Regions from separate parts of the Homo sapiens genome. Here region 2 is linked to region 1. The links are chromatin loops, found by intact Hi-C in ENCODE. Cell type or tissue: dorsolateral prefrontal cortex. All regions are shown on one strand.

Region 1 (2,500 bases):
GCTCACTGGTGTCTTTCTGTTGCAGTCAGTACCCCAGCCTGTGGTCTGTGAGCAACGGCGCCGTCACCCCGGGCTCCCAGGCAGCAGCCGTGTCCAACGGGCTGGGGGCCCAGTTCTTCCGGGGCTCCCCCGCGCACTACACACCCCTCACCCATCCGGTCTCGGCGCCCTCTTCCTCGGGATCCCCACTGTACGAAGGGGCGGCCGCGGCCACAGACATCGTGGACAGCCAGTACGACGCCGCAGCCCAAGGCCGCCTCATAGCCTCATGGACACCTGTGTCGCCACCTTCCATGTGAAGCAGCAAGGCCCAGGTCCCGAAAGATGCAGTGACTTTTTGTCGTGGCAGCCAGTGGTGACTGGATTGACCTACTAGGTACCCAGTGGCAGTCTCAGGTTAAGAAGGAAATGCAGCCTCAGTAACTTCCTTTTCAAAGCAGTGGAGGAGCACACGGCACCTTTCCCCAGAGCCCCAGCATCCCTTGCTCACACCTGCAGTAGCGGTGCTGTCCCAGGTGGCTTACAGATGAACCCAACTGTGGAGATGATGCAGTTGGCCCAACCTCACTGACGGTGAAAAAATGTTTGCCAGGGTCCAGAAACTTTTTTTGGTTTATTTCTCATACAGTGTATTGGCAACTTTGGCACACCAGAATTTGTAAACTCCACCAGTCCTACTTTAGTGAGATAAAAAGCACACTCTTAATCTTCTTCCTTGTTGCTTTCAAGTAGTTAGAGTTGAGCTGTTAAGGACAGAATAAAATCATAGTTGAGGACAGCAGGTTTTAGTTGAATTGAAAATTTGACTGCTCTGCCCCCTAGAATGTGTGTATTTTAAGCATATGTAGCTAATCTCTTGTGTTGTTAAACTATAACTGTTTCATATTTTTCTTTTGACAAAGTAGCCAAAGACAATCAGCAGAAAGCATTTTCTGCAAAATAAACGCAATATGCAAAATGTGATTCGTCCAGTTATTAGTGAAGCCCCTCCTTTTGTGAGTATTTACTGTTTATTGTAGCTGGTGGTAAAGACCTTATCCCCAAAAAGCATTTTAATCTATTAAGAACTTTAATATTGTATCTAATTAGTTGCAAAACTGGAAGTGAAATTTGCATAGACTTAGTGCTAATTGCCACAGCAACTTAAAAGATGTTAAGTAATTTTTAAGAGATTTACTCAACATTGAATCATGGATGATGTGGATAAAGACAGAACCTAGAACATACTGATGTCATCAAGATGAATATGGGCTGTCCACCCTATTCAAGCTAAAGTACTGTACATAAAATAAATGGATAAAAAGTTATCATTTGTCAATGAAAAGTGTGGTTACCGTAGCACTTTGAACAAAATGGCATTTATAAATATCTTTCCCGCTGCTTTTTCTCAAAAGCAAAACACAACTGCAATGGCGCTGGATTGGGACAATTTCTCCATCTAGTGGCAGAATCCTTAATGTTGACCCTACTTCCAGCTTAGTATTCCAAACCTTGTATTCCTTAGTATTCCAAGTACACCTTAGTATTCCTTAGTATTCGAAGTTACAGGTGGCCAGTAGGTTAGAGCTGGGTTAGTAATGCAGGAGTGTCAAAGCGGCATTATGAATATACTAGCAACATGGACATTAAGGCTCAGGGGTATGATATCGCCCACAGGCGTAGCAAAAGTTGTTTTTTCCAAGTCAGCGTTGCTAACTTTACCACTTGTCCAACTCTGACTTCTTTGGACTCCACTTACCAGTTCTAGGACAAAGTGGTGTTTAGTTTGTTTGTTTTTGCTTTATTGAGTATAAATCCAGAGATGACGTGTAAATAGCTAGCTTTTTAGCATCATTTGTGCCTGCTTTCCAAGCAGGACATGCTTATCGTAAATTATCATTTAAAAGTTTTTCTTGGTTTTACGACTACTCATTTGGCAATACCCCCAAATCAGGAGATTGATTGAAGTATTTTGGGAGAATACATTGATTAAACCCACTGTCCAGGTAGTGTTGGGAAGTAGAACTAGTTCCAGACATCTGGACTGTGGCTTCTAATTGCATAGGTGCTGGTTCTGCTGGAGGAGGTCTGGGGGACATTTGGGAAGGGGTTAAGGGCAGGCAGTGCCACCCTGTGATCCCAGTGTCCGGTGATCCCCTCTGCACAGTCCACCACCTCACTGAACCCTTGTCCATCTCCACAACCCTGACTGCCTGGGTTTTGTATTTTCAGGGTCTGTTCCAGTGCTGGCCCCTTTGCGGGCATCAGTAACACTAATAGTGTGGGAATAAGAGGAAAACGTTGTCGACTGAGCTTGGGCAGCTGAAGCGTACAACTGGGGAACGTGGCCCCACTGTGGGGGCTGTGGGGAGACTGAGTCACATGCCCCTCCCCTGGGACCTTAAGCTCTGAGGTTGGGGGGAAGACCATTTTCACATGTGGAAGATAGATGACGACTTGAGAGTTTGAGTTTCTAAAGGTGTCCCAGAGTTCAAATTCTAGGAATTAACATTTTAATAAT
Region 2 (2,500 bases), 240 kb before region 1:
TGCATATACAATGGTGGTCCTATAGGATGACAATACCATATCATATTTTTACTGTACCTTTTCTATGTTTAGATATGTCTAGATACACAAATGCTTATCATTGTGTTACAGTTGCCTACAGTATTCAGCACAGTACCATGCTGCTTAGGTTTGTAGCCTGGGAGCAATAGGCTACACCATAGAGCCTAAGTACACAATGGGCTATACCATCTAGGTTTGTGTAAATGCACTCTCTAATGTCGACACAGTGATGAAATTACCAGAACGTGTTTCCATCATTCAGTGATGCATGAAAGAGAGAGAGTGTGTGTGTGTAGCTAACGCAGTTAGACTGTGTTTAGCTTGCAGAAAGTGAGGCAATTTGGCTGTTATCTGGGCCTGATATTTTCACACCAAATCATACATGCCAGCAGATACATGGCAAGGTCCCGGGCAGCTTGGTCATTTTAAAGGACCTCAGAATTTCTTCCACCGTAACTCCATTTACTCTCAACAGCCTCCCACTCAGATACCTGGTGCTAAGTACTGTCATCAGGTTTCAGTGCCGTTTTGGTCAGAGATGTCCAACAGACAAATCCTGCGTAATCCTTTCCATTTCAGCTCAGACATTATTACCTCCATACAATCCGGACTGCCCTTTATACAGCCTCATACCGGATCGAGGAAGAGACTGAAGTGAAATTGTTCTTGTGTGCGCCTCTCTCCCCCTAGCCTGGAGCACCCCTGAGAGTTGCAATCCTTTTCTTCTTTCTATGCCTGGCCCGGTGCTGGGCACAAATCATTATTTGTAAATGAGTGAATAGGTGGGGACTGGGCTGGAATTTACGAGTTCCCTGTTCAGCGTCCACTACGCATGTGGCCATTCAAAATTCTACATGGGGCCTCGGGTGGCTGGGGTGGCCTTGTTGAACGTGGCCTGTTAACTATATAAATTCACCTCTTTATTTTTTTTTTTTAATTGAGACGGAGTCTCGTTCTGTCGCCCAGCCTGGAGTGCAGCGGCACAATCTCAGCTCACTGCGACCTCCTCCTCCCGGGTTCAAGTGATTCTCCTGCCTCAGCCTCCTGAGTAGCTGGGATTACAGGCGCGTGCCACCACACCTGGCTAATTTTTGTATTGTTTAGTAGAGATGGGATTTCACCATGTTGGCCAGGCTGGTCTTGAACTCCTGACCTCAGGTGATCCGCCCTCCTTGGCCTCCCAAAGTGCTGGGATTACAGGCGTGAACCACCACCCCGGCATAAATTCATCTCTTTTCCTTCTGGAAACTTCACTACGTTGCGGGACAAGTAAGTTCTGTGTGTTTGCAATTGTTACAAAATGCCAGCAGAGGGCAGTGCTTGTACAGCTAGACCTGCAGGCCATGCAGAACGCGCTCAGCCCTGCAGCTCTGGGAGCCCTCTCAGGACCCGTGCACTGCGATGGCCAGAGCCCCCATGGGTCACCGGTCAGACAGGGTCCTGCCACTGGCTCCTCATACAGCCCAGGGCAAGCGATTGCCAACCTGAAGTTCACAACAGGACCAGGAGTCCGTGGGCTCCATCAGTATTAAGAAAAGCTGATGAAGGCCAGGCGCTGTAGCTCACATCTGTAATCCCAGCACTTTGGGAGGCCAAGGCAGGCAGGTCACTTGAGGTCAGGAGTTCGAGACCAGCCTGGCTACCATGCTGAAACCCTATCTCTAATAAAAATACAAAAAAAGCCGGGCATAGTGGTGGGTGCCTGTAATCCCAGCTACGCGGGAGGCTGAGGCAGGAGAATCACCTGAACCCGGGAGGCAGAGGTTACAGTGAGCTGAGATCACACCACTGCACTCCAGCCTGGGTGACAGAGCCAGACTCTGTCTTCAAAATAAAAAAGAAAGAAAGGAAGAAAAGTTGATGAGAATCATAAGTTCACACACCGTAAACCTGCAGAGGTGAAAAGTCATGTCTATTTGAGTTTTGTTTGGTTTTATATTAACCCAGTATACTAACACTGGATGTCTCACATGAAGGAGAAATTTAAATGTCTCCTTTAAACTGTCCTCTTTAGAGGGGACAAACATGTTACATAATAAATACTTCCTTATAAGACAAAGTCTTTATATAACAGGTCTGTTAGGAAAAAACTTAACTTTACAAAGGATCTTCAAGGGTGAAAGTGGTTGTGAATCAGTGACTCGGGTAATAAGAAGAGAGTCTTAGGCAATGTGTCTGAAATGAAGCCCAGCAGCTGTATTTCACAGCATCACGTAAGACTCTGTCGATCCACTCTTATTTTTTTTTTTTTTTTTTTTTGAGACGGAGTCTCCCTGTCACCCAGGCTGGAGTGCAGTGGCGCAATCTCGGCTCACTGCAAGCTCCGCCTCCTGGGTTCACGCCATTCTCCTGCCTCAGCCTCCCGAGTAGCTGGGACTACAGGCGCCTGCCACCACGCCCGGCTAATTTTTTGTATTTTTAGTAGAGATGGGGTTTCACCGTGTTAGCCAGGATGGTCTCGATCTCCCGACCTCGTGAT

Evidence for each region. A loop is a pair of places that touch in the nucleus more often than their neighbours do. Peaks named below come from ENCODE experiments on the same cell type or tissue, not always from the same donor. Only the 100,000 strongest peaks of a DNase experiment are listed, where the experiment ranks them.
Region 2: it touches region 1 in a loop (1.0-fold over the local background); 37 of 110 quality-filtered maps call a loop at or near these places.

Annotation. Positions count from the first base shown.
Region 1 is chr6:166,156,114-166,158,613 of GRCh38, reverse strand. TBXT (T-box transcription factor T) reads left to right here. Exons shown (of 8, transcript NM_001366285.2): 8 at 26-958. The coding sequence ends at 299. Among named protein-coding and RNA genes, the nearest start is that of TBXT, 10 kb to the left of the region's middle. In dorsolateral prefrontal cortex, a CTCF peak has its summit at 1,425 (motif pointing left); no DNase peak of the experiment used is centred here.
Region 2 is chr6:166,399,826-166,402,325 of GRCh38, reverse strand. No RefSeq gene overlaps it. Among named protein-coding and RNA genes, the nearest start is that of MPC1-DT, 18 kb to the right of the region's middle. RefSeq lists an enhancer at 2,085-2,500. In dorsolateral prefrontal cortex, CTCF peaks have their summits at 1,121 and 1,321 (motif pointing right); a DNase peak (open chromatin) is centred at 1,365; H3K4me3 peaks cover 317 bases.